Regions from separate parts of the Homo sapiens genome. Here region 2 is linked to region 1. The links are chromatin loops, found by intact Hi-C in ENCODE. Cell type or tissue: B cell. All regions are shown on one strand. Each heading gives the region's core, and the rest is flanking DNA. Links, peaks and the distances in the headings are about the cores only. Region 1 overlaps ALOX5AP (arachidonate 5-lipoxygenase activating protein). Region 2 has its middle 18 kb from the start of TRN-GTT2-4.

Region 1 (12,580 bases), core at 4,581-12,580:
CTTTATTTATCACTGTATATCTAGGCACAGGGCTTGGCACAGAGTAGCTCTTCAATATATATTTATTATGTAAATGAATAAAGTAAGAGGATCTTTGTGAAAAATCCAGAATTTTAAGTCAAAAGACCCAGGCACTCATTCTGCCTGTGTTCTTCACCAGCTGAGTAGCTGTACCCAAGTTACTTTATCTCCCTGAGTCAAAGTATCCTGAAAGGTAATAAGGGACATAAAATCCACTCTATCTACTTTACAGAGCGGGGAGACAACAATAAGTCTTAAACAGTTCATCATGGGACTGAGTGTGGCCTTTCTGCCTGTGCCCTCCAGGGCCACAGAAGCTGGCCAGTTCATGCCGATCTGCCACCAGGCACAGTGCCAGGCGTGGCCCCGAAAGGGGACCAAAAGTATGACTGATTTCCACTCAATGTTAAATCAACTCTGGAAGTTGATTTGTCTTTCCAACTTGCTCAAGTCAAGCCTGTGGGCTGCTGATAACTGTGGGAAGGCCGGGGATGTGGCATCCAGCCCGTGGCTCAGTGGAAACATGCCTGAAGGAGGGCCACCACACTGGAAGCTTATTAGCAGAAGAGCCAAGTGACAGCGGTCCCAAAATAGATCCCTCAGGCACTCTCATTTATAATGCCCTTGTATCTGAACTAACACTGCTTAAGGATTCTGAGTCACATTTAGCCTTAAACCACCCTTGTCAGCACAGCAGCTCTCAGCCAGCCACCAGGGAGCAAGCATTAGCAATGCATTATCACACGCGCTCTGCACGGGTGCAGAGCATGCCTGAAACACGGCCTCCCGAGGGCTCTCACCTCTCCAGGGCTTCACAGATGGGAGCCAGAGGTCAGGCAAAGTCCTTTCAACAAAAAGCCTGCCCTTTGAACCTCCTTGAGATGCACTTTATAGAAGGAGAATGAACAAAGGGAAGTCTGAGTTACCTTGGCTGCAAAGTAGCCCCGCAGACCAGAGCACAGCGAGGAAAGTGGGGTACGCATCTACACAGTTCTGGCTGCAGAATAAACAAACAAGGAGAAAAACAATCAGAGACCAAGTTAGTGCAATGTGGTCTGAAAATTACCTGAAAGTTGAAGTTAATAATCACCATCGTGCATGAAACATAAATCCCATTCGTAATTCCACTTACATCTACCCAATAAGATGGGGCAGCCAGCTGCCACCTGGGAAACAAACAATGGTATAAAGCAAACACATGTTCATAATCCATTAACTCTGTTCCTACGGTGATGCGTAAGGGAGACTTGGTTTCTTGATGTATTCCTCTGGCAGGGTTCCTGTTCCTGGCGGTGCCCCTGCGCTTCTTGGAATTGAAGAGTGAGCAATGCAGACAGAGGATGTGGCCACACTGGCATGGGGGTGGTCGGGGAGAAGAGCCCAACTAAGGAAACTTTTCTATCAGATCCACAAATCAGCCCAGGTCTGCAAGCCAGGCTGAGCAAAGAAGGGTGATCTTCAAATGTTAAAGACAACAAAGTCAACTCAAAAAAGCTGGTGCTCAGAAACTTAGCTTACTAAGAGGGTGATCACTGTATGCTGGGCACAGTCCTCACTCCCTGGAGAGTTCTCACTCTACCGTGGATGTTTTGCACCCTTCCTCTCTTTTTAACTCACCATATTCCTGTGAGTTCACATGATAACTGTATGAGTTTCCTCTTGCTGCTGTAACAAGTGGCCACAAACTGAGTGGCTTAAAACAACACGCCTTGTAATCCCAGCAATTTGGGAGGCTGAGGCAGGCAGATCACAAGGTCAGGAGTTCAAGACCAGCCTGGCCAACATGGTGAAACCCTGTCTCTACTAAAAACACAAAAAATAGCCAGGTGTGGTGGCAAGCACCTGTAATCCCAGCTACTCAGGAGGCTGAGGCAGGAGAATCACTTGAACCTGGGAGGCGGAGGTTGCAGCGAGCCAAGATCACACCACTGCACTCCAGCCCAGGCAACAGAGCAAGACTCTGTCTCAAAAAAACAAAAAACACCCTTTTACTATGGTTCAGGATGTCAGAAATCCAAAATAAATCTCAAAGGGCTATAAAGTCAAGATATTAGCAGGGCTGCAATCCTTCTGGAACTTCTAGGGGAGAAACCATTTCCTTGCCTTCTCCAGCTTCTAGAGGTCACCTGTATTCCTTGACTCAGAACCTCCTTCCAACCTGAAAGTCAGGGATGGCCCATCAAATCTTTCTTATTTTGAATGACTCTGACATCTACTCTTATGCCTCCTTCTTCCACATTAAAAAGACCCTTGTGGTTACATCAGGTCCTACCCAGATCATCCAGGATAATCTCTTTATTTTAAGGCCAACTGGCTAGCTGCCTGAATTTCCCCTTGCCATGTAACATAACATATTCACAGGTTCCTAGGATTAGGATGTGGGCATGATTGGTGAGGGGGCCATTATTCTGCCTATCACAATTGCTCTCATGTTTCCAATAAGGAACTCAGGCTTGGAGAAGCTGAATAACTTGCTCAGGGTCATCCAGCTAGGGAGTGGCAAAGCCGGGATTCACACCATAATCAGTCTGTCTCCAAAGCCATGTCTGTTAACTCTTCAACTATACTAAATTAAATCATAGGTGTCCTCCTGAGAAGTCTGCAGTCCAGATCAGGACAATAAATATGCCCATCCATGAAAAACAGTGTAACTAGACTTGAGAGGCATAAAAAGGGAGGGAAATAAATACAGAGGAAAGGTCACTTGACTAGGATTAAAGTCTCCATCCTGACTTTAACCAGCTGTTCACCATTGGCAAAACAATCTCTCTGGATTTAGTTTCCTTATCTGTAAAACTGAGAGACTGATTATAATTCTGAGGTCCATGTGAATTCTCACAGTCCATGGTCGAAGGTGGCAGTTCTCCAGGCATGCTCTCGGGACCAGAGGCGGCAGCAGCATCGAGAACATGTTAGAAATGCAAATGTTCACACCCACCTCAGGCCTTCAGAATTTAAAACTCTGTGTTGGGGCCCAGAAATCTGTTTTAACAAGCCCTCCATGTGATGCTGATGCCTGCTGACGTTTGAGAACCACGGGTTTCATGTGATTATATAGGTAAAAACAAAGATGCAATTTTCAAACTGCTCATGCAAACCATTAGGGTCTCATGCCTCAGTGGTACCACTGAGAACTTGGGAATGGCCAGCCCTTCATCTGTGCCCTGCAGAGAACCCAGAGAGATCAGGTTATCTGCGCCTCACCAATGGAATCTTCGTGGTCCTCTGATGGTCAAAAGATCCTTTTCTGGAGAAGTCTATGAAGGTAACAGATGAGAAACCTACCCTGGAATCCAGGCACAACCAAAAACCAGGAACAGGACAGAAAGAGCAGACCCCTGCTGACCTTGCAAAGTGCTCTGAATCCCAGAATTTCCACTGATCTAATGGACACGGTAGGAGCTCCAAAGGGCAGGAGGCCCCTACAAATTTATCACTGGGGTGAAGTGCTTAGTGAATAAACAGGTCCCCAAGTAACAATTGCAGCAGCTACTGGGCACTGGCATCACATCTATTCTTATATGTTACTAGAGGCACAAAATTGCAGCCTCAGGACTGAGAAAATATGATTCATTTTCCAGTTCAAGAAACTTAGAGAAAAAATTCCTTTTTTGGTTATTCGAATAACATTCTGTGTCTGATGGGGTAAAATATCTGGTGCTCTTATTGTTTAAAAACTTATTAGTACCAAAGATTTCCCCTGCTTCCTTCTCTTTCTCATGTTTCGGGTCTTTGGTTTGTTTTTAAGTAGCGATTTTGTCTGGGTTATGCAAAAGGAAAAAAATTCTTAATTGTCTAAGGGATTTGCTCATTAGAAATGTGAACTGCCTAGTGATTTGACATTGGGTCCGTATTCAACCATTCCTGACTATTAGTTCAAGTCACCTTCGTTCCTAATAAAACATGGTCAGCCTGGAGTTGAATGAAATTCTCCCAGCTGTAAGAAAATGGGTTCCTCCTGTGGATTTCCAGAATATTCTCAGAGCCTTGTTCCTGGCTCTGGCTCAAGCCAGTCCCTCTCGCCATCCAGGACTTCAAGTGCAGCTTCTACCCAAAGCTGCAAGCTTATGTGCCCCTCCTGGAGAGGGGGTTGCTGCTGGGCTGAATTCAAGTGGCTTTAGCCATGACAGCTGCCCAGTGGCTGCTCGTGTAGTCTTTGAAGTTCACATGGTCTGGGCCCAATGCCATGGCTGCCTCTTATGGGCTATGTGAGTGTGGGTGCATTTCCTAGCCTCAATGAGCCTCAGTTTGCTCATCTACAAGAGGTGGATGGAGACATTAGTAATTACTTCCCTAGACTGTTGTGAGAATGAAACAAGGTGAAGTGCCACCTGGCTCACAGTAAGCATTCAATAAGTGGTGGCTATCATTGTTCCAATGTCTTCCTTCTTAACCCCCAGTGGAAATGTCTTTCCTATTGACAAATTATTATTATTCTGGATTTTCTTTTGAGAAATTTTGCGCTATTTTTTCTGCAAAACAGAACTGATGAACCCATTTTGAGTCTCATTCCTTGAGGTCTAAATAGGAGCTACTCAGCAGATCTTGCAACAATTTGCTGTGGTATGTTCAACTTGATGTGCTGCACTATTCATGTTTTTATGGAGAAAAGAATTCGTTGCTATATTCCCTTTCATTTTTCTCCACCTCTGGGAATAAAACATAGAAACTCTTTAGTGTTCCGTTAATTAGTTTGGATTAATTTAAAGTAAGTAAATATAATTAATAACAGTTTATTAATAATAGTGTCAATACTAATTGACAGGATCATTGTAGACCTATCACCTTTAAATAATTTTACAAGTCTATGCCACTTGAAAGTGAGTCTAGGCCAGGCACCAGTGGCTCACGTCTGTAATCTGAGCACTCTGGGAGGCCGAGGCGGGCAGATCACCTGAGGTAAGGAGTTTGAGACCAGGCTGGCCAGCATAGTGAAACCCTGTCTCTACTAAAGATACAAAAATTAGCCGGACATGGTGGTGCATGCTGTAATCCCAGCTACTCAGGAGGCTGAGGCACAAAAATTGCTTAAGCCCGGAAGGCAGAGGTTGCAGTCAGCCAAGATTGCACCACTGCACTCCAGCCTGGTGACAGAGTGAAGCTCCATCTCAAAAAAAAATAAAAATAAAAAACAGAAAGAAAGTGAGTCTAGAATGGACACCAAGAGATAAGAGATGCAGGGAGAAGCGACATGAGGGTGGTATTCCAAAAACATGTTTTGATACACTCTGCAAAAAGTGGGCGGTAGGGGTGTCTGTAGTTAAATAATACATTCCCCTCTTAGAAAACCAAGAATCAGAATACCCTTAAACGTCCTCAAAAGTCTGTCTATAAAGAACTTGTTATCCCCTGTAACACCTGTTAAAAGTCCATGAACTTGTAATCCATTTAGAAAATTACACCTCTCCAGAGACCCTTCTCCTCTCTGCAACCTGTGCTTACTTACACTCACAAAGAGGAATCTTAGGTCAGCTAACAAGGATTTTTCTCCAAAAACCAAACTTTGACCAAGGCTGCTCTAGCCATGCTCATTGGCTGGGAATAGGACATTAAACTGTGTTTTATACATGTGAACAGGCCAGGCACGGTGGCTCACACCTGTAATTCCAACACTTTGAGGGGCCAAGGCGGGTGGATAACCTGAGGTCAGGAGTTCAAGACCAGCCTGACATGGTGAAACCCCGTCTCTACTAAAAATACAAAAATTAGTCAGGCATGGGGGCATGTGCCTATAATCCCAGCTACTCAGGAGGCTGAAGCAGGAGAATAACTTGAACCTGGGAGGCCGAGGTTGCAGTGAGCCAAGATCGTGCCACTGCACTCCAGCCTAGGCAACAGAGTGTGACTCTGTCTTTCAAAAGAATGAATTAATTAGAATTAAAATATACACGTGAACAGAGTCCAGGTCCAATTCCTTTTAGCTCTCAAACCCTGGCTCAGCTCTGCCCTCATGGGAGATGGGTGGAGGGACAGCCCATTAATTAAGGCCAAGTCTGAGCCGATGAGCCACACTGGCTAGTGTATCTGTTCAGCAGCTGCCCCAGAATCTTGAGCTATCTGTATCAGTCAGCAGTTGTGTTTTATGCTAAAAATACATGCATCTGTCTTTTTAATCCACCAGTATCATTTATCCTTCATGCTGTTTTTCCTTGATAGCCATGGTCCCTAAACATTTATGATCCCACACCCCATGAACCAAAAATTTTGAGCATGCAACCTTATAACAAGTATATTTGCATATAAACTATATACACATACTACTGTCCATGTGTATATTAAAAATGAGGAAAGCTTCATGTCTTACTTTTCAGATAGCAAGATTAAATGCATGTTCTTTTCTTCCTGCAGCCTCATGGGTCATCTTGCAACCCTTTTCAGTGCTCTTGGATGCCCCTGGAGAAGCTGCTGCTGGGACGACTTTCTCCTAGAATAACACACAACCCCATTCCCAGTGGTTTCCTGGCACAGGCAAACAGACCAGCTGCCTCTGGCTTTTGCCAGCATGTAGCTGCCTGCTGCATTGATCTTTGACCCTTTTTACAACCCAGACAGGCACACAGATATGTTGCTGGCCCAGGGAGGAAGTGGTCTTTGTAACAGAACCGCAGCAGTGTCCAGACAGTTTTTGTCTTACAGAAAACTCTCCACCCTGCCTGCTTAGTTCCTACCTTTCCATGGCTATCTCTCCCCTCCCTCATCCTTCTCCTTCCCTCTCATGGAGGTTGAGTGTACAGACCCATGGGTTTTGAGAGCTGGGCTGCAGCACCCACACGGTGGGGATGCCCAAGCAGCAACAATCACTTTCCACTCTCCTCTTACGCTTTTTAATCTCTGGCACCCCACAACGACTGTGGAACTTCCAAACGACCTTCCCAAGTGACACAGCATAGCCACCAACCAAAGGGCACTTCTGCAATTTGGAGGCTGGCAACTAGCGAGCCCAGGTCTAAGCACCATGGCTTCTTACAAACAGAGCTGTTCACTCCCGGGGGCACGTGGCAGAAACTACACAGCCTGGCCTGCTCCATTTCTTCTTCATTGCCAGCAAATTGGAAACTTAACTTCTAACCAGATATGGTGAAATTGCACCATAACTTCTCCAAATTGGTTGAGCTGAGGAGTCCATAGGAACACAATGTGACCAGTGAGAATGCAGTCACCTGGCAGAAGTTTTTCTTTCCAAACTGATATAGCATAGTAGGAATGCTTTCTTTGGATTTCGTCTGGGGAGAAGTTTTGACCTTGCCTCATCAAAGACACCTTCTTTGCACCTCTTGCATGTGGATGTGTCCAAGGCGGGACTCTAGTATCTTTCTCTGCAGATGGTGCAAAGAGGCTGACAGCAAGTGACATAATTTCTGTACTCTCCTCCAAATGGTTTTAAAATGTCTTAAATCACACCTTTAAACATCTTAAATTGATTCTGAGAATTAATACATGGAAGACCTAAATGTTAAAATAGAAACCTCTCTATAATCAGTTTAGCAAAGGATTTCCTTGAGGTCAGACTGCTGGAATAGCCCTGGACAGAAGTGCTTGGGAGAAGGGAGTGGAGCCCAGAGCACGTGGGAGCATGGAGAAAGAGGGAGATCTAGGTGGCCCACTGTAGCAGCACTGTGAGTACTCAGGGGCTGTCTGAAAGGGAAAATGCCCACAGAGGGCAAGGGGCCAGGCAATCAACCTGTGACTACCGTACTAATGCGTTCGAGAGTGGCCCAGCGATTTCGGAGCTGAGGGAGCAAAGCAGCCAATGAAAAACTGCAATGGAGGAGATGCCCCCTCCAATCCCCTCATGCCTACACCTCACTGAAACAATTAAAAATACCTAGATGAGGAGAAGGACTGAAGAGAGAGTATATCAGTGAGTGTGATATAGGCCTGTTCAGTCGAGATCCCTTGAAGCCAGTTTAATTCACAGGAAACCAACGGTACCCCTGAAGGGGACCCTCCCTCCCATGGTGCCAGCAGCAAGCCCAGGGACTCCAACCCTGCAGTGTGAATCTTTGTCCTGAGTTTGCACCATTCTTGGCATTCTGAATACATTTTTCTTGGGTGACCATGACTCCCCCTTTGGAAGGATCTCTGGGAACATCAAAGTTGCTCCTGGGATGGAACTGAAGGCCAGCTCCTCCCTTAGCTCTCTAGCATGAGGCCTTCCTCTGTGACAGGCCCCTAGTCCGTAGTCCATAGTCCCCAGCATGCCTGCCACTGGCTGAGCCTTGAAATACACTCTGCATAAAGAAGAGAGGAGCATTTGAATAACATTCATTCGGATTTGCATCCCGAATAGATTGCACCCATCTTTAGGAGCCGCTCAGGTGTTTTCAAACAACCTTTTTATTCAAAGAAAAGAATGAGAGAGGGGGAAAGCACCTGCTAATGTCCCCATTCTTTCTGTTCTTGTTCTAGTTGCTCAAGGAGCCCCCGTGTTAGAAAATGCAGTGGTGTCACCTCCAGACTTCCACCCGCAGGGGAGCAAGGGGTGGGTGAGTTGAAGGCTGTCGTCAGCATGTCCTGCCTGTGGCTTCTGAAGGTGACTGGTGAGTCATGGCTGGTGTTCACAGTAGCAACCCTGGTCTAACCCCACAGGAAATAGGTCAACTTCTCTAACCAAATGACTCTTTCAGATCTTTCTGAAGCTGCAGAGATCACACCTCCCTCCACCAATGTGCCCCATATCCCCACTCCCTTTGTTTTGACACTAGCACTCACTAAGATGATAAAGGGTGTCCACAAAGCCTCTCTGGTGAAGTCCAACCTTCCTCACCTCCCTGGCGCTCAGAAACTTGGCTCAGACAGACATGTGGTATTAAGGGTGGTCATCACTCCTAGAAGGAGGCCCCCCTGCCCATGCCCCCACTTATTAGCAACATCAGGGTTAGGACTCACTTGGCAGTGTAGACCCGCTCAAAGGCAAGTGTTCCGGTCCTCTGGAAGCTCCTCCCATTCTGGGTCCTGCTTTCGTGCTCCACTTTATGGGCAAAGAATCCTGCCAAGGGAAAAGGTTTGCATCTGGTTCATTGTGGGCATGTTCAGGAGCCTGTTACTTCCTTGTTTTACTAGAATGTTAAATGCCTCCTTGACTTGACCTCCAAGCAACCCTAAATGTCCTCCATCAACTGTCATTTAGCAGAAACGTACTCAGCAGCTGCTCTCTACTGAACACTGTGTTTGGTGTTAGAAACACAGTCATGAGCAAGGCACGGCCCCCACTTTCTAGGATCTTACAGTCTAAAGGAATAGACAAACAAGGAAAGCAGACATTCCACACAGCAAAGTGAGTCATGCCAAGATGAGATTGAGTACATGGTGCTTTCAGGGTCAAAGGAGGCAACTTAATTCCATGTTGAGTCACAGAAGGATTCCTTGAGGGAATGACATCTAAGATAAAATCTGAAGAACAAGTAGAAATTAGCCAAGCAGACGGAGGGAGAGGGGCCGCTCTAAGCTAAGAGAACAAAATATGCAAAGGTTCAGGGTAAAGAACTGTCTGTGGTTCAGAATGTTCAGCCAAGGAGGGGGAATGGAGGGCACTGGGGAGGGAATGGGATTTGGTAGAACCACAGACAAGGCCAAAGAGGGAGGTGATGAATCATTCTTTCAATGACATGTATCTATGACCATTTGCCACATGCCAGACATTTAGCTTGCATCCAAGAACAAAACAAAGAGCCTTGGTTTGAGGAACTGATGCTCTGGTGAGGACAGCAGAGGAGGAGACAGATCATCCACATTAAGCAAAATACATAAATTAAAATGATATGGTGTGCTGAGCTATGGGCGAAAGAAGAGCATGGTAAGGGGCCGTTTGAGGCATGCAAGAAGGTGGGGTCGTGAGCCTCAATGAGAAAGAAATAACTGAGCCAGGTCTTCAAGAAGATGACCATTGAGATTTGCCCCTGGGGCCTAGCAGGGTGACTGTGACCTTGCTGAGAGCCGTGTGAAGAAATTCAGAACTTAGTTCCGTCTGAGAGCAACAAGGAATTACTGACAGGTTTAAGCAGAGGAATGTTGTCATCAGAAAGCCACCCTGTCTTTAGTGTGGCAGGAACTTAGCAGAATCAGATCCAGGATAGGGGGATAAGATAGGAATTGACTGGGGTGGTGGCGGTGGGGGTGTCAGAGATGCCAAGGAGACACAGTCTGGAGGGTTTGACTATAGATTGGATGATGGGGGGTGGGGGGGGGGCGGTGAAGGTCTCTCTGCCCCCTCTCCCCTTCTATTTTATTCCTTTACTCCTTTTTCAAGAGTGAAAAAAGGGATACATGTGATTGTCAGGGATCCAACCACAGGGTTCCTTTTCATCAATTTCATATTATCCTCCTCAAAAAGACATTAAAGGGGTGCTTTATTGTGTATAGGAATAAAAGCCTTTCATGTTTTTCTTTTCTACACAAATAACACTCCTTCTGTAGGAATGTGCCCACTTTGAGTGTATCTGTAGGGCTCTCTTACGTAAAGGAAGGGCCCACCTCATCCCAGGCAATGTGGTGGGCACTTGCCATGTATTCCGTCACAGAGCTTTGCACCCACTCTGTGCAATGGGTAGTACTGTTCCCACTCTGTAGGTAAGAACGCTGCAACTTTCCAGAGTCAACCTGCTGCTGGGGAGAGGTGCAGCCGGGACTTCAAACTCTGCGGGGCATATGGGGATGTGTTTCTCCTCTTGCTGTCACCGTGAAGCTCCCTGCAGGATTTCATCAGCTCCACAGGTTTTTGTTTTTTTTTTTTAGATACGGAGTCTCACTCTGTTGCCCAGGCTGGAGTGCAGTGGCGTGATCTCGGCTCACTGCAACCTCCACCTCCAGGGTTCAAGCGATTCTTCTGCCTCAGCCTCCCGAGTAGCTGGGACTACAGGCATGCGTCATCACGCCCGGCTAATTTTTGTATTTTTAGTAGAGTTGGGGTTTCACCATATTGGCCAGGCTGGTCTCGAACTCCTGACCTCGTGATCCACCTGCCTCAGCCTCCCAAAGTGCTGGGATTACAGGCGTGAGCCGCCAGGCCCAGCCAGCTCCACAGGGTTTAATACACCTGTCCATTCAAAAGATCTGTTTTTACCAGAGTATGACAGAAAATGCTGATCATTTTCTTTCTGGAACCCAAGATGGTATTCCCTGCCTCTGAACGCATAATCAACCTTCTATATCTGCGGGTTCTGCATTCCTGGAGTCAACCAACCACTGACCAAAAATATTAAAAAAAAAAAAAAAAAACAGAAAACCATTTGTCTGGACTGAACATGTACAGATTTTTTTTCTTGTTACTGTCTTTTAACAATACAGTATAACAACTGTTTACATAGCATTTACATTCTATCAGGTATTATAAGTAATCTAGGCCACACACAGTGGCTCATGCCTATAATCCCATCACTTTGGGAGGCTGAAGCGGGTAGATCACCTGAGGTCAGGAGTTCAAGACCAGCCAGGCCAACGTGGTGACACCCCATCTCTACTAAAAATACAAAAATTAGCCAGTTGTTGGGGGGTGGGGGTGGGGAGGGGCCTGTAATCCTAGCTACACAGGAGGCTGAGACAGGAGAATTGCTTGAACCCAGGAGGCGGAGGTTGCAGTGAACTGAGATTGCACCATTGCACTCCAGCCTGGGTGACAAGAGTGAAACTCCATCTCAAAAAGAAAAAAAAAAAAAAAAGACAAAACAAGTAATCTAGAGATTATCTAGAGGTTACTTAAAGTATATGGAGGATGTGTCGAGACCATCCTGGCTAACATGGTGAAACCCTGTCTCTACTAAAAAATACAAAAAAAAAATTAGCTGGGCGTGGTGGCAGGCACCTGTAGGCTGAGGCAGGAGAATGGCATGAACCCGGGAGGCGGAGCTTGCAGTGAGCCAAGATCGAGCCACTGTACTCCAGCCAGGGCGACAGAGCAAGACTCCATCTCACAAAAAAAAAAAAAAAAAAAAAAAAAAAAAAAAAAAGGATATGGAGGATGTGTGTAGGTTAAATGCAAATACTATGCCATTTTATATCAGGGACTTGAGCATCCACGAATTTTGGCATCCGAGGGAGGTCATAGAACTAATCCCCCAGGGATACCGAGGGATGACTTTATTAAAAGTCAGAGGTTATTTCTACAACCAGCAGCACGATGTGCCGTACTTCTCTGCATCTGCCTCTCTTCTTTCCCTCCTTGCTCAGAGAACCGAGCCCCTTCCTTTTCTCTAAGGCTGCATCCTCTAACTGTGATCTTGACCCTGTCCATGCCACTGACTTCAAGTCTGTATTTCATTGCTCCTTCTCCCACTTCCAGAATCTTTAATATCATATTCTCTCCTTTTCTTTATCCTGGAAACACGCACAGATCTTCCCTATCCTTTAAACAAAACAAAAACAAACCTGCTTCAGTCCAACATTCAACTAGGGTTTACCGCTCCTTCCTTCTAAGCTAAACTTGGAAGAGTTGGCTGCCTTTGTCTACTCCTCACCGCCCCCTCACTCCCCAACCTCTTGTAATCCTCCAGTATGCTACAGAAACAATACATGCAAAGACCATAAACACACTTATCTCGGCTAGCTGCTAACAGTAAGCCAA
Region 2 (17,159 bases), core at 4,933-12,932, 53 kb after region 1:
TCATGCCTGTAATCCCAGCACTTTGGGAGGCCGAGGCAGGTGGATCACCTGAGGTCGGGAGTTCAAGACCAGCTGACCAACGTGGAGAAATCCCGTCTCTATTAAAAATACAAAATTAGCCAGGCATGGTGGAGCATACCTGCAATCCCAGCTACTCGGGAGGCTGAGGCAGGAGAATCACTTGAACCTGGGAGGCAGCGGTTGTGGTGAGCCGAGGTCGTGCCATTGCACTCCAGCCTGGACAACAAGAGCAAAACTCCATCTCAAAAAAAGAGTTGTTCCAAAGCTTTTGACTGCCTTGTCCTTCCATCTCCTCAGTTCCCCCACAGCCACTGTTCCTTGGCAAAAGATGGTCCTTGCTTTCCTTCATCATGACATGGAAACAAGAGGACTTCCATATTCACCCTGGTAAATGAAAATTACTGTTTACCCACGTGGCCTGTTTGCTTCTGTGTATTGATCATAGAAGAATGCACTGCAAAACAGTAATACATCCATGCCCACTGGAGTACACCCAAGCTGGATTTAAACTATGTGTTCAAGCTGAAGTTTCTCCACATTTTTTCTTTGACATACTCCCTTTCAGTAATAGTTGATAAATATTTATCTCAGGGACTTGAGTCTCTCAATTCCTCTCCTTGCAGCAATCACTGCAAAGGGAAAAGTCAAATACTCCCATTCCTGAAATAGCCAACAACATGCTAGGAATAGTGGCAAAGCCACTCTCCGGGTTGGCAATGGCTTGTGAGAACAGAGATTCTGCAACTCGGGGCCTCTTCCCTGCCAAGGGTCACTTGGATGACCAGGGCAGGGAACAGTGAAGAGAACATGCCATCAAGCCCCCTGGAAAATCTGACCCCCTCAAGTCTTCATGTCAAAGATGTGGAGGAACAATTGGAATGTCTTGATAACTCATGGACAGGCAGGAGCTCTTGCTCAGAGAAGTGATGTCCTAATTGTTACCAGGTGGTTGAAGCTGGATTGGGTCTCATTAATGGCCTGCTTCCTTCTGTGAGGAGGGGCTCCCTGGATGCACAGAAGCCCCTGTCTGCAGAGTGAATGGAAAATAAATCTTGGGACCCCAAAATCACTAAGCTAAAGGGAAAATTTAAACTGAGAACTGCCTTCCATTCCATTCCAAGTCACCCCTCTGCTCACTGAGATAAATGCATATCTGATTGCCTCCTTTGGAAAAGCTAATCAGAAACTCAAAAGAATGCAACATTTTGTCTCTTATCTACCTGTGAACTGGAAGCCCCCTCTCCACTTGGAGTTGTCCGGCCTTTCGGGACCGAACCAATGTTTATCTTACATATATTGACTGATGTCTGTATAAATGTATAAAACCAAGCTGTGCCGCGATCACCTCGGGCACTTGTCTTCAGGACCTCCTGAGGCCGTGTCATGGGTACATCCTCAACTTTGGCAAAATAAGGTTCCTAAATTGACCTGCCTCAGATATTTGGGGTTCACAGCAGGGAGGAGAAGCCCAGCAGAAGAGGGAACCTCTCACCTGAGACAGGGTGCTGGGAAACAAGAACTGCCGGACAGAACAGGCAGGGACTGTGCGGCTCCCATGGTACTGTCCAGAGGTCTGCAGAGAGCCGTGCGTGCCGGGCGTCCAGACACCTGGACCCACTGTAGCAGGACTCACCGATGGGGAGGGGAGTGCTGCAGGCCAGGCTGCCGAGGTGCCACATATTTTCTGTAGGTCCCTGAGAAGAAGAAGAAGTTACGGCCTTTTTTCACTTTTGAACTTCCCTGGGATGTATTTTGCTAAATGAGGAGCCACTGACACTTTATGAAATGTCAAGGAAAATGTTTGTTCAGGTTTCTAGGTGGGGCTGAAGCCAAGGGAAGAGGAGAAGATGGCGGCCCATGTCACAGGCACCTCTGGGCAGGGGTTACAGCAACATTTTCCCAATAAGTTAGCCCAGGGCCCTATCACAGGGCCAAGAGCCAACTAGCGGTTTGATCCTACAAAAGAAACTCCTAGGAAACCAGACCCGTGCTGTGGTTGCCAAAAGCCCGCAAATTAAAAGGACAGAAAGGCAGAAAGGCAGGGCAAAAGAAGATGTAATGATAAAAAATCTCCTAACCACACACATACAGACACATATGCGTCACAGCTATTTTTGCATCAAATTGCAAATTTGATCTCAAAAGAGCCAAAAATGATGTTAGAGCCAGCGCGATCATGGGAATCTTTAACTCTACAAATAACAGTTAAGGAAAAAATAACAGTTTCAATGGATAATATTTATTTTAATCTTAGTAGGGCGGTATGCCAGGGTCTTGACCTCTTTTTGGCGAATGTCAGAAATCAGAGTATCGGTGGAAAGAAAACAAAAGAACTTTTTAAATGACCTAGCTTTAGAATGATAGACAAAAGTCAAGGAAGAAGACATGTTTGAGGCTGAGCCTTGACGCGTCCACAGCAGCCGCCCTGCACATCCTGGCAGGGCTGAAAAGGAAGCATGCACTTTGGTTGATCCCTGACTCTTTTTCCCTTTCTTTGTGCCCGCTCTCACTTTCACTCTCTGCTCTTTCTCCCAGTTCCTCTCCTCCCACTCCTGGACACTCCACTCCCTGAACTATAATTGTGTTTCCTGCCATACCCATCCTTAGAATAACCTCCCACTTCCAGCACCAATCCCTCATCTCTCTACCTTTGGGAACTCTTAGAGTGTAACATTCCTGCATTGACGGCTGGTTCCATACTCCAAAGCACTGAGCAGGTTTGGGCATTGACAGGTTTGCAGGGTACAGATATGAACAAGGCTGGTCCTCCTGGCCTGAGGCAACTCCTAGTCTAGGAGAAGGAAGCTGACTGGAATCCTGACAGAGTGGGCTAAGGCATATTAGAAAGATACAGAGTTAAAACTATGAGTGAGCCGGCATGGTGGGCAGCCGATTTGCAGACAAGGAGGACTTCCTGGAGGAGGCAGTAACTGAGCTGAATCTATTAAGACTGACATGAGAATGTTAGAAAGTTTGGAGAACAGACTTCCACATATTCAAAGAGGGTTATCTTCGTGGTGCTGGGGGCAAAGAGGAAGGGTTGGTGGAGAATTTCAGCACCTTACCTGTACAGCTGCAGGAGCCTCCAGCTCTGCATGCAACTATGCTGTCACTCTGTCCCCAGCTCAGACAACCAACACTGCATTCTCCAGGGTATTTGCCCAGAGACGCAACGGCTACCCCAGACACCGCACCCATAACTCTGAGGGGGATTACTAAGCTTAGAGCAGACAACTTAAAGACCTTCCTTTCCCTGACCTGGAATTTAAAAGCAAACCTCACCCAGGGCCCCCAGGATGTTTGATGCTTGCCCCAGGCCCATCTGTGTGGGACTTCAGGCAGCTTGTCCTTCAGGACTGACTCACGAGTAAAGAAGAGGTAAGAATGCATTAAGGGAGAGAGAGTGCAGATGATCCTTTCAAGAATCTGCCCCCTTGGGCAAGCCACTTCCTCTCTGTGCCTCTGTTTCCTCATCTGTAGAATGAGAAAGTGGACCCTGCCAGCTCAGACGGACTTGTTTTCTTTTTCCTTCCTGTTCTCCTTCAGGGTTTCCATCTTTTGCAATAAGACAGGGCTGTGTCCCAATTCCTGGAAGCTCCTTTCCACCAGCCATCTTTTCTTCTCCTTGACATTGGCTGTTTCCGTGCTTCCCCTCCTTTCCCGTCCCTGCCTCCTTCCTGCTCTTGCTCTTTTTCATGTTCCCCCTTTTTTATTCTTTTTCAGCACTTCACCTTTCCCTCCTCTGCCTGGGCTTTCTAGGGTGAAGCAGCCAGGCAGGGGCCGGTTTCTGAGGTTTCCCTCCTTCCTCTCAGTGGCTTCCAGTGGACACTCGCCCATGCAGAGACAGGAAGTGGGGCTTTCAAACTGCCTGCTCAGCACTGTGGGAGAGCCCTGTCATCTCCGCCGCTGCAGGAAAGAGCCATTAACTCCAGCCTGACTTGCAAAAGGAAATTTAGAATTGCTGAAAGCCTGGCAGACTTGTGTTTATAAAACTGCCCTTTTTTTGGTCATGGTTTATCACAATGCTTGTCTCAAGACAGAAGCTAGTGCCATACCAGGCAGGATGGAGATCAGGTCTGACACTTAGTACACAATCAGTGGTTGATGAATGAGAGAATGAATGATTCTGTTGCAAAGGATGTTTCCCCCTTTTAGAACCATTGTCAGAGAAATGGGTTTTTTAAGATATGCTCCAAATGGAATTTTTAAGATATGCTCCAAATGGAAAGAGAGTAAAACAATGCTATGCATGTAAAATACATTTCCCTTTGAATTTTGGTGCTGGAAGCGTCCTCCCTGCCTTCATTCTCCTATGATACCTCCCAAAGAACCCAGACCAAACACACCTATTGAAACCACTTGTAAAAGTTTAGACTCTACCTAAGCTAACTAAGGTATGCATAGCCGGGCCAACCCCTTCCATTTTGACATTTTCTTCATTTGTTTTCTCTGCGTCTCCTCTCCAAGATCTCTTCTTCAAGCTCCCTGAGAACAAACTGCCAATCGGAACTCCCCTCCTCCCCACAAAAGACACATCCCCTTATGCAAAAGGTGAATTTTTAAATGAATGCGCTAAATTGATCTATTCTTCTTCTCTGTGTTACTCTTGATCTCTTCCTGCATGAAACTCCCTCAGCACTTGGGTTCTGTAGTGCTCACTCAACACTTAATAAATACTGCCTTATATTACTTTAATCCTTTTAATGTACCCATCCAATGCCCCAGCCACAGTGCAAGTTAATGCAAGAACGTGGGCCATGTCTGCAACCCTGGTGCCTATCCACATGTCTAATTCATAGTCAGTGATTCCTTTTTAAATTTTTTATTTTGGTTGATTACACAAGTAAAACATGCTTATGGTAGGATTACATGTTTATTGGCAGAGTAAATCAACAGAGAGAAAAATGCACAATCTCCAAAGCAATTAAAGGAATGCAAATTTTTAAAAATAAAAGACACACTTATACGTGTATTAAATGAAGAAAAATCAATAAAAATGATAAATTGCTATGTGGGAATGATTATAGGAGAGCAGATGTGCTTATACAGCAGAGGGTGGAGGGGTGCTGTCATCTGGTTTAGGATATTTGGAGCACCACCTGGAGACATATGACAGGAAGTCTAACGATCCTCATGGTGTTTAATCTTGATGCGATTGTTCACGCTGGCATCCGAGCATCCTGACCACTGCCCCTGACTGCCCCCACTAATGCTCTCTCAGCCCCTTTCCTTGCCTGTGCCCTCACCATGGATTTCCTTCTGCTTGTGTCTAAGCTCAGCTGCCTCGCCATTCCTCATTCTGCTCTAAAGTATATTTCTCCCTGAGCTAGACTTTGATAATCTGTTCTTGAAGTGTCCTCTTCAGTGTCAGATAAGTTCTGCTCTTGTGCAGGTCCATGTTCCTCCTATCAGGGACTTACAGCAAGCCCTCCAGGCAGAACCAGTCATGAGACATCACCAATTATCAGCAACCCATGTCCAAGCCATGTTGGCCATCCTTTCCTTGCCAGGAGTGTGTAAAGCAAAACTCAACAGCAGAGGCTCAGACATTGCCCATGGAGGTTATCATGGGCCAAACCAGCAGCAGGCATGTGGACTGTATCCCCTTATCCTGCAGAGCAGGCTTGAGGAGGGAAGCCCCAGATATCAGGAAGGGAATGGGCTTGGGAGGCAGGAAGACTTAGGCCCAAGTTTTAAAATTAAAACTCACTTTTACATTTACTTTTCTGATAACAAAATTATACATGTTTATTATAGTAAAATTAGAAAGTAGATGTAAGCAACAAATAAACATAAGTCAATAAATGTGATTCATGACATAAACAGAATTAAAAATGAAAAACGTAATCATTTTAATAGATGCAGAAAAAGCATTCAATAAAATCCAGCCTCCTTTTATGATAAAATCCCTCAACAAACTAGGCATCAAATGAATATATCTCAAAATAGTAAGAATCATCTATGACAAACTCACAGCCAACATCAAAATGAATGGGGAAAAGTTGAAAGCATTTCCCCCTAAAAATTAGAATGAGACAAGGATGCCCACTTTTCACCATTTCTATTCAACATAGTACTAGAAGCCCTAGTCAGAGCAATCAGGCAAGAGAAAGAAATAAAGGGCATCCAAACTGGAAAAGAGAAACTCAAACTACCTCTACCAATGATATGATCTCATACCTAGAAAATCCTAAGGAATCCTCAAAAATCTCCCAGATTTGATAAGTGAATTTAGTAGTGTTAGGTTACAAAATCAATGTACACAAATCACTAGCACTGCTATACACCAATGATGGCCAAGCTCAAAATCAAATCAAGAACTCAATCCCATTTACAATAGCTGCAAAAAATAAAAATAAAATACATAGGAATATACTTAACCAAGGAGGTGAAAGACCCCTACAAGGAGAATTACAAAACACTAATGAAAGAAATAATAGATGACACAAGCAAATGGAGAAACATACCATGCTTATGGATTAGAAGAATCAATATTGTAAAAATGACTATACTACCCAAAGCAATCCACAGATTCAGTGCAACCCTTATCAAAATACCAATGTCATTTTTCACAGAATTAGAAAAACCAATCCTAAAATTTATATGAGACCAAAGAGGGGTCCAAATAGCCAAAGCAATCCTAAGCAAAAAAAGAGCAAATCTGGAGGCATCACATTACCCAACTTCAAATTATACTACGAGGCTATTGTAATCAAAACAGCATGGAACCGGTATAAAAGTAGAATAGCATAGAGAACCCAGAAATAAAACCAAATACCTACAACCAACTGATCTTCAGCCAAACAAACAAAAACATACACTGGGGAAAGGAAATCCTATTCAATAAACAGTGCTGGGAAAATTGGATAGCCACATGTAGTGTAAAAGAATGAAACCGGGTTCCTATCTCTCACCATATACAAAAATTAATTCAAGATGGATTAAAGACATAAATCTAAGACCTGAAACCATAAAAATTCTAGAAGAAAACCTAGGAAAAACTCTTCTGGACATTGGTCTAGGCAAAGAATTTGTGACTAACACCCCAAAAACAAATGCAACAAAATAACAGAAATAAGTAAATGGGACCTAATTATTCTAAAAAGCTTCTGCATAGCAAAAGAAATAACCAACAGAGTAAAGAGACAACCTACAGAATGGGAGAAAGTATTTGCAAACTATACCTCTGACAAAGGACTAATATTCAGAAGCTACAAGGAACTCAAACAAATCAGCAAGAAAAAAAAACAAATAATCACATTAAAAAGTGGGCAAACAACTTCAAGAGATATTTCTTAAAAGAAGATATACAAATGGCCAACAAATATATTTCTTAAATGCTCAACATCACTAATTATCAGGGAAATACAAGTTAAAACCACAGTGAGATACCACCTTACCCCAGCCAGAATGGCCATTATTAAAAAGTCAAAAAACAACCGTTGTTGGTGCCGATGCAGTGAAAATGGAACACATACATTGTTGGTGGGAATGTAAATTAGTACAATCTCTATGGAAAACAATATGGAGATAATATGGAGATTTCTCAAAGAACTAAAAACAGATCTACCATTGGATCAAGCCATCCCACTACTGGGTATCTTCCCAAAGGAAAAGAAATAATTATATAAAAAAGACTCTTTCTCAGTACCTATGGAAGCATAGGGAAGAAAAGAAGGATAAAAGGGAGAAAAAACAGCACTTGCACATGTATGTTTATTGGAGCACAATTCACAATTGCAAAGATATAGAAGCAACCTAAGTGCCCATCAATGGATGAGTGGATAAATGTGTGTGTGTGTGTGTGTGTGTGTGTGTGTGTATGTGTGTGTGTGAGAGAGAGAGATGGACTACTACTCAGTCAAAAAAAGAATGAAATCATGTTATGTGCAGCAACTCAGATGAAATTGGAGGCCACTGACCTAAGTGAAGTAACTCAGGAAGGGAAAACCAACTACCACATGTTCTCACTTCTAAGTGGGAGGTAAGCTCTAAGTGCGCAAAAGCAGGGTGCTATAATGGACATCAGGAGACTCAGAAGTGGGGACAGTGTGGGGGTGAGGAATGAAAAACTACTCATTGGGTACAATGTACACTATTTGGGTGATGGGTACACTAAAAATCCAGACTTCATCACTATACAATTCATCTATGTAACCAAAGCCACTTTTACCCCTAAAACTATTGAAATTTTTTAAAAATATAATAGGGCCAAGTGCAGTAATTCCAGCACTTTGAGAGGCTGAGGTAGGAGGAATGCTTGAAACCAGGAGTTTAAGACCAGCCTAGGCAATAAAGTGAGATTCCATCTTAACAAAAAATAAAAAATAAAATAAAGTAAATTAGTTGGGCACGTTGGTGCATGACTGCAGCTCCAGCTACTCAGGAGACTGAGGCAGGAGGATTGAGCCCTGGAGTGCAAGACTGCAGTGAGCCATGATCACACCACTGCACTGCAGCCTGGATGACAGAGACCCTGTCTCTAAAAAAAGGTAATTAAAATAAATAAATAAACACACACCTATAATCCTATCACCCACTGGTCACCTTCATCACCACCTTGATATGGAGTCTTCCAGGATTCCTCCGTGTGTGTGTGTGTGTGTCATATAACATCAGATTATTGAGATAGTGGGACTCAAAAGGGTGAGCCAGGAATGAGTTTTTCTCTCCCTACACTGTTTTCAATGCCGCTCAACCAGATATCTTTTCCTTATCCCCAAAGCAAAACATCAGCATATCCCATAGCTTTTTTGGTCATTTTTAAATTTTAACTGGTAGTTCATTTTTAGGAATTAAAAATTCAAGTCCAGGCCAGGCGTGGTGGCTCACTCCTATAATCCTAGCACTTGGGGAGGCCGAGGCGGACAGATCACTTGAGGCCAGGAGTTCGAGACCAGCCTGGCCAACACGGTGACGCCCTGTCTCTACTAAAAATACAAAAAAAAAAAAAAATAGCTGGGCATGGTGGCAGGCACCTGTAATCCCGGCTACTCAGGAGACTGTGGTGGGAGGATCGCTTGAACCCGGGAGGCAGAGGCTGTAGTGAGCCAAGATGGCGCCACGGGACTCCAGCCTGGGTGACAGAGCGAGGCTCTGTCTCAAAAAAAAAAAAAAAAAAAAAAAAATTCAAGTCCAGTCTAAATAAAAACTCCTAATTCTCATTCACTTCACAGCTTTTCCCATTCCCCTAGTTCAAGCCTGGCCCAGGGACAGGACCTGCGGGGGAAGGAAGAAGGTGTAGGCCCCCCAGCCCCACCCCGCCTCACCCTATTCTACTTCCTCCCCAGCTTCTACCCGGACAGGATCAATGAGGGGAAATGGGAGAAAGTGCTTTGTGCTTGTGTGTTTGTTTACTTGGCTGTTGCTGTTTGTTGTCTCTACTAGCAAATGCCCTCTGTTATGGCAGGATATGTCTTCCAAATGCTGCCTATTCCTCTCCTGGAACATCTGTGGAGCTTGTGGAGCTTCCACGTGATCCTTCTGCTGGGGACCTCCCAGGAAGAACATGACCTCAGCTCAGATGCCATGGCAGATGCTGAAGACAGAGCAGCTGGAGGCTGTTGGCCAACTGCATTCTTCAACGCTGAGCAGCAAGTTCTTTCTTGAAAGGAGACCCAAATGCACTCCGCGGCTGCCGTGATCACCTATCTCTAGGGATCCAAAAATACGATATATTTTCGGAGGAGCATTGTTAGCCTGTTAGTTCTACCGCTTTTCCCCTCTGCTCCCTCAGTGAGGAGGGAAAAGGGTGCTTCAGTGCCAGCTCAAGCCAAGCAGAAGTGAAACCGGAAAAGTTCCCTTGTCTCCCTCGCAGGACGTGCGATGAGGGTGTGGCTCTCTTCTTCAGTGTCCCGCTGCTCAAACCTCTAGACGGGCAGGCTGTGGGGCTCCCGCCCCATGGCAGCGTCTAGGGGTGGATATTTACAGCTCCTGAAGCCCCAATGAGTGTGTGCTATTGTGTGCTCTTTCAGTTTCGCTGTCTATAGGCAGCTTGTGTTAACCAGCTCAGTTAGACCCTCTACCTTATCACAAGGACAGAGGGCTTTCTGTATCCCAGGTTCTTGCCTTGGTGTACAGGAAGAATCGGATCACAGGTGGGCTTGGAGAATGAGTGCAAGGTTTTATTCAGTGAAAGTATCTCCCAGCAGAGGGGGGAGCCAGAAAGGAGATGGTTTTCCCCTGGAGTCAGCGGCCCAGGCTTCCCTCCGACTGCTCCAGCCACACTCTGCCTCGTTCCGCTGGTCGATGGTGTGCAGGTGTGCTCCTCTCGACGTCCTTTCAATGTCCAGCCGCTCCTGTCTTCTTCCACCGATGTGTGTCTGCCTGCTAGGGTTTGGGGAAGGTGGGGGAGTTTAATAGGTAGATGGGGGCGTGGCAGGCCAGGATGATCTTGGGAAACGCAACCGTTGGGCGAGAAGGCAGGAGTGCCTGTCTTCACCTAGGTCCGTGGGTACAGGCCCCAGGGGGGTGGAGTCCTAGCCAGGAACCATGCCCTGCCCTTCCCAGCACTTCCTTGCCCCCGTCCCCTAAGGGGACTTAGGAGAGATGCTGGTAGAGAGTAGAAGTCCTCCTCTCCCTGGACAGACTTGTGCCTGGTGCTACTGCAGGATTCTTTTACAACCATCGCTTCCCAACACACCTCTTGCACTCATAACTTGATCTTGAGATCTGCTCCCCAGAGGGTCCAACCTGTCAGAGTAATGGAGAAGAATCTCAGAACTGGTTTCCCCAAAGTGTGGTTAATGAAGCAGTTTTAGCTAATCTCTTTTTAGAGTGTGTGAACACTTTTAACATTTTCCCCTCAGCTTTGAAACACGAACACTTAATATTCTGTTACACACCTATATTTATCCTATTACATACTGTATAAGTCAACTTCCACTAGATAATACTGTGGTAACCAAACTCAAAATATCTGTAGCTCAAGAAATGGGGAAACGATTCCCTATTTAATAAATGGTGCTGGGAAAACTGGCCAGCCATATGTAGAAAGCTGAAACTGGAAACCATCCTTACACCTTATACAAAAATTAATTCAAGATGGATTAAAGACTTAAATGTTAGACCTAAAAACCATAAAAACCCTAGAAGAAAACCTAGGCGATACCATTCAGGACATAGGTATGGGCAAGGACTTCATGTCTAAAACACCAAAAGCAATGGCAACAAAAGCCAAAATAGATAAATGGGATCTAATTAAACTAAAGAGCTTCTGCACAGCAAAAGAAACTATCATCAGAGTGAACAGGCAACCTACAGAATGGGAGATAATTTTTGCAACCTACCCATCTGACAAAGGGCTAATATCCAGAATCTACAAAGAACTGAAACAAATTTACAAGAAAAAAAACAAACAACCCCATCAAAAAATGGGCAAACAATATGAACAGACACTACTCAAAAGAAGACATTTATGCAGCCAACAGACACATGAAAAAATGCTCATCATCACTGGTCATCAGAGAAATGCAAATCAAAACCATAATGAGGTACCATCTCAGGCCAATTAGAATGGCAATCATTAAAAAGTCAGGAAACAACAGATTCTGGAGAGGATGTGGAGACATAGGAATAGGAATGCTTTTACACTGATGGTGGGAGTGTAAATTAGTTCAACCACTGTGGAAGACAGTGTGGCGACTCCTCAAGGATCTAGAACTTGAAATACCACTTAACCCAGTGATCCCATTACTGGGTATATATCCAAAGAATTATAAATCATGCTACTATAAAGACACATGCACACATATGTTTATTGCGGCACTATTCACAATAGCAAATACTTGGAACCAACCCAAATGTCCATCAATGATAGACTAGATTAAGAAAATGTGGCACATATACACCATGGAATACCATGCAGCCATAAAAAAGGATGAGTTCATGTCCTTTGCAGGGACACGAATGAAGCTGGAAACCATTATTCTCAGCAAACTATCACAAGGACAGAAAACCAAACACCACATGTTCTCACTCATAGGTGGGAATTGAACAATGAGAACACTTGGACACAGGAAGGGGAACATCACACACTAGGGCTTGTTGAGGGGTGGGGGGCTGGGGAGGGATAGCATTAGGAGAAATACCTAATGTAAATGAGCAGTTGATGGGTGCAGCAAACCAACATGGCACATGTATACCTATGTAATAAACCTGCACATTGTGCAAATGTACCCTAGAACTTAAAGTATAATATGTATTTATATATTACATACATATTATATATATATATATATATATATATATATATATATATATATATATAGCTTACAACAACAAAGTTTTATTTCTAACTCGCTTTATATGTTACTGGACTCCCCCAGCTAGCTTCTCATAACCCAATCTAGGCTGAAGGAACAACTCCATCCTGGACATGCCTTTCTAATGCCAAAGGGAAGAGAGCAAAAAAGCTGGTAGACATGCAATGGTTCACCAAGCTTCTCCCACTCATGTTTTACTGGCCAAAGCAGACCACATGGGGAAACTTGACAACAAGGCAGGGAAGTGCAGTCCTCCTACAGTCACAAGGCAACAAACACGAATATCTCATCCTCCTGCAGTGGAGCAAATATTTGGAAAAAATAAAAAACTGCTGGAGCTGCGGTCTCTGAGAGTCTCTTGGCTTTTCCAACATTATGCCAAAATGGCTGCTGCAGCTCCAGATATCACTGCCCTTTGTCCCCACAGGAAGAAGAAGAAAGAGGCAAAGATAAACAAAAACAACTGCTAGCTTTGGGCTTCATTAGTCAACTTGCTTCAGTCTGTCTTGTTTAAAGAGATGTCTTGGGAGTCTTTCCCAATGACTTTCATTTCCATCTCATTGGCCACCCCTCTCTGCAAGGAAAGTTAGGGTATATTATTTACCCACCACATCCAATGATATTCTGTTATTAAGGAGGCAGGATAATTTGAATATTGGGTGGTCAACTAGCATTTTCTGCCACTCCAACAAAAGAGAGAGATCTATAAATATTTAGAAGATGCAAGACAGACTGAAGCAAGTTGACTAATGAAGCCCGAAGAGAAAACAGTCTAGAATTTTCTGTGGTTGTCGCAAAGACGGTGGAAGCCAATCTACCTAACAGAACCCTAGAAGGTTTCTGGGCTCAGAGTCAGCAACTGAACCCAGGGCAGAAGTAAGAAGTGTGCTGAAAAGAGAGTGACTGCATGAATGTCTACATATGAACAGCAACCCTGCTAGCACCATCTTCTCCATTCCTGTCCAGAGAACAGGCAGTCAGCATTTACCCCTAGGCAAAATAAAACAAAACCCAAAGATACTGAACAAAATATTCAAAGAGAGCTAAGACTCTGGTTCACAGGTTGTCACTGAAGGATTCAGCCTTCTTCTCTCCCTCCTTTGGGCAGCCTGCAACCCTCTTCCTGCCCACCTTACCCAGAGCTCTGAATGTGAAGCCTACTCAGTGGAGACACCTTGCCTGAAAATAGACAATGCAGTGGAAACCCTCACCAGCTCCCCACTCCTCCCGTCTTACCTAGAAGCAAACAACTGGGGTTTACCAGATGTGTGAGTCTGTTTTGCATTGTATAAAGGAATACCTGAAACTGGGTAATTTATAGGAAAGAGTTTATTTGGCTCACAGTTCTACAGGAGGTCCAAGCATGGCACCAGCATCTGCACCGCTTCTGGTGAGGGCTCAGGAAGCTTTTAGTGACAAAGGAAGGGAAGAGGAAGAGCAAGAGAAAGAGCGGAAGGTGCCAGGCTCCTTTAAAAAGCCAGCTCTTGTGTGAACTGCCAGAGCAAGAACTCACTCGTTACGATGGGGAAGGCACCAAGCCATTCAAGAGGGACCCACCTGATGACCCAGACACCTCCCACCAGGCCCCACATCCAACATTGGAGATCACATTTCAATGTGAGATTTGGAGGTGCTGAACATCCAAACTATACAACCAGGCAACTGAGGGACTAAACTCCTGAGCCAGGCACAATGAGGTGGGTGACATCACCCTGAGGGCCAGGCTTTAAGTGAAAAGTCCTGCAGGCTAAGTTATGAGCCTCCCAGTTCTACTGTACTCATGCAACAAGTACGGGTTGCTGTAAAACTGGAACACACAGAGAATCACAAAAGAATGCTGATGAATTTTAAAATTCCACCTACCACCAGTATAAGTAGTAAGTCCTGGAAAGAGGGTGGTGGCCTGGGGTGCTGAAAACTAAAGCTTCATACTGAGGAGTTGAAAGGTAACGTCTAATGTTTCTAAGTAAATAAACAGAGGTAAGAATAGTTTTTCTAGAGTTAGGAAGGTAACCACAAAAAGGGCTGTATAAAGAAACCGTCAGAAAAAAAAAAGTTGTCTCTGAGTTGAGGATTTCAGGAAAGCTGGGAGGCCATTCTCTTCCATTGTAACTTGTTCTGTACTGTTTGATCTGGTGCCATACACATGTACCACTTTATTAAAAACAAATGGAAAAAAGCATATAGGATGATTGTGTCTCCAGTAATGAGGCCTGGAAATTCAGTCGCACTGTAGGCATCAAAGACGTGCTTATTAAGACTCAACAGGATTGGTAAGTTACTAGGAGACATAGCCACCTGGTCAGAAATAATCCAAGACAGAAGCACTTGGAGCCACTGTACAATAAGAGCAAACACTCAGTGGCACTTACTGGAGGCCAGGCTGTCTTGTGAGAGTTGTATTTGCCTATCTTTTCTAACTCATATAACAATTCTAGGACTTGGGTGTGTTTATAGCATCATCCGTGTTTTACAGAGGAGGAAACTAACGCAGAGAAAGAAGCGTGCCCGAGTCCACAGGCTTAGCAAATGGTGTGATCGAATTTTAATATGGTCAGTCTGCCTGCAAAGCTACAACATTAACCACCGGGCAATGCTGCCTGTAAGCTAGTGCCCCAAACATTATCTAAGAGAATATTGAGTCATAACAATAGTGGGAGCTGAGTCCTACATTCTGTAATTATAAAGTCACATTGCTGGGCGCGGTGGCTCATGCCTGTAATCCCAGCACTTTGGGAGGCTGAGGCAGGTGGATCATGAGGTCAGGAGTTCAAGACCAGCCTGACCAACATAGTGAAACCCTGTCTCTACTTAAAAAAAATACAAAAATTAGCCGGGTGCAGTGGCATGCACTTGTAGTCCCAGCTACTCGGGAGGGTGAGGCGGGAGAATCGCTTGAACCCAGGAGGCAGAGGTTGCAGTGAGCCGAGACCATGCCATTGCACTCCAGCCTGGGTGAAAGAGTGAGACTCTGTCTCACAAATAATAATAAAAATAAAATAAATAAAATAAAGTCACACCATTGGCATTCATTTATTTTGGGGGGGAGGGGGACTGATTGTTTTGCCCAAGAAACAGCAGCCCTTGCTCTGCCCACAGCATACACCATCTACAATGTGATCATTTGGGGAATCCGACTGACTAATGCAACTTGATTTCTTGTACAAAGTTTTATACTGCACACTGACAGGCAACGTGCCTGTGAGGGATAACCACTGGGCTGGGAGCCTCGACTCTGTCATCCCTGAATTGCACATCACCCTGAGCAGGTCGCTGGCCTCTAGAGGCTGAGTTTTTGTATTTGTGAGAGGAGAGAGTGCACAACTTGCCTCTGGGCTGTAGTATGGATGTCATAAGGAATGTATGGAAAGGGTCTTGTAAACTGTGACTGTCTATTATGAAATGAAAGATGTTAAAATGCTATTTTCTTTAGGTCACTACCATGACTGGGAACCTTTATTGGATCCCCTCTAAGGCCCCCAATAAAGCCCTGCCTTCACCAAGCTACCAAGCTCACAGGTCCTCCCCACTCTGTTGTTTCATCCAATCTTTCTCTCCCTCTCTCTCTTTTTTTTTTAAAGACAGAGTCTCAGCCAGGTATGGTGGCTCACACCTGTAATCCCAGCACTTTGGGAGGCCGCGGCGGGCAGATCACGAGGTCAGGAGTTTGAGACCAGCCTGACCAACATGGTGAAACCCCGTCTCTACTAAAAATATAAAAATTAGCTGGGTGTGGTGGCACATGCCTGTAATCCCAGCTACTCGGGAGGCTGAGGCAGGAGACTCGCTTGAAGCTGGGAGGCGGAGCTTGCAGTGAGCAGAGATCATGCCACTGCACTCCAGCCTGGGCGACAGACTCCGTCTCAAAAAAAAAGAAGACAGAGTCTCACCCTGTTGCCTAGGCTGGAGTGCAGTGGCATGATCTCTGCTCACTGCAACCTCTGCCTCCCGGATTCAAGCGATTCTCATGCCTCAGCCTCCCAAGTAGCTGTGACTACAGGCACACACCAACACGCCTGGCTAATTTTTGTATTTTTAGTAGAGACGGGGTTGCATTATGTTAGCCAGGCTGGTCTCAAACTCCTGGCCTCAAGTGATCTGCCCACCTTGGCCTCCCAAAGTACTGGGATTACAGGCGTGAGCCACCGTGCCCAGCTTCATCCAATCTTTTTCTTGTCTCCAGGACCGCTCATCTTCATCCCCCCTTTGCCTCACTCAAATTAAACCCTAAATCCTCTGTGGTTTCTGTCAAATCTTGCATTACTTAACCATTACCTCTGTTTTATAATTTAATTATAGAGGCCCCAACCAAGAGAGACAAACATTCTGAGAACTTGTGATTTCCCCAAATGAGAAGAGCCTTAGAGCAGATGACATTTCCCATAAAATGAAAACCCACACTAGAACAAGCAGCCCACTAAGATGTCCATGGCCAGCGTCAGGCTGGCTTGGCTCACCAGCCTAAGGAACTTGCTCCTGTTAACAGTAAGCAATGCTCAGGACAAACCATGGCCCCTCATGGACTCTTGCCAAGAGTTGAAACCTTGAAGGTTAAATCCTATCATATTACAATCCACTAGGAGCAGTAGGTTCTGTCCCAGTTGTTCCTGACCCGGGCTGGGGCTGTCCTTCTAGGGCAGTGGCTCTCCTATTTTTGGTCACAGGACTCCTTGACAACTCTTAAAAAGAAGTACTGAGGACCCCAAGAGCTTTTACTAATGTGGGGCACACTGATCAATACTTACTGTATTAGAAATTAAAACTGAGACCGGGCGTGGTGGTTCACGCCTGTAATCCCAGCACTTTGGGAGGCCGAGGTGGGCAGATCACGAGGTCAGGAGATCGAGACCATCCTGGCTAACATGGTGAAACACC

What was found. A loop is a pair of places that touch in the nucleus more often than their neighbours do. Peaks named below come from ENCODE experiments on the same cell type or tissue, not always from the same donor. Only the 100,000 strongest peaks of a DNase experiment are listed, where the experiment ranks them.
Region 2: it touches region 1 in a loop (6-fold over the local background); 15 of 110 quality-filtered maps call a loop at or near these places.

What each region holds. Positions count from the first base shown.
Region 1 is chr13:30,740,490-30,753,069 of GRCh38, reverse strand. It overlaps ALOX5AP (arachidonate 5-lipoxygenase activating protein), which reads right to left. Exons shown (of 5, transcript NM_001629.4): 2 at 8,911-9,010; 3 at 948-1,018. LOC124903146 (a long non-coding RNA gene) reads left to right here. Exons shown (of 3, transcript XR_007063743.1): 2 at 8,431-8,561. Among named protein-coding and RNA genes, the nearest start is that of ALOX5AP, 11 kb to the right of the region's middle. RefSeq lists a silencer at 8,622-8,691 and an enhancer at 8,196-9,395. In B cell, for the core only: CTCF peaks have their summits at 8,243 and 8,467; DNase peaks (open chromatin) are centred at 8,539 and 12,188; H3K4me3 peaks cover 472 bases; H3K27ac peaks cover 697 bases.
Region 2 is chr13:30,683,129-30,700,287 of GRCh38, reverse strand. No RefSeq gene overlaps it. Among named protein-coding and RNA genes, the nearest start is that of TRN-GTT2-4, 18 kb to the right of the region's middle. RefSeq lists a silencer at 5,330-5,530 and an enhancer at 9,792-9,881. In B cell, for the core only: no CTCF peak of the experiment used is centred there; a DNase peak (open chromatin) is centred at 9,817; H3K4me3 peaks cover 1,071 bases.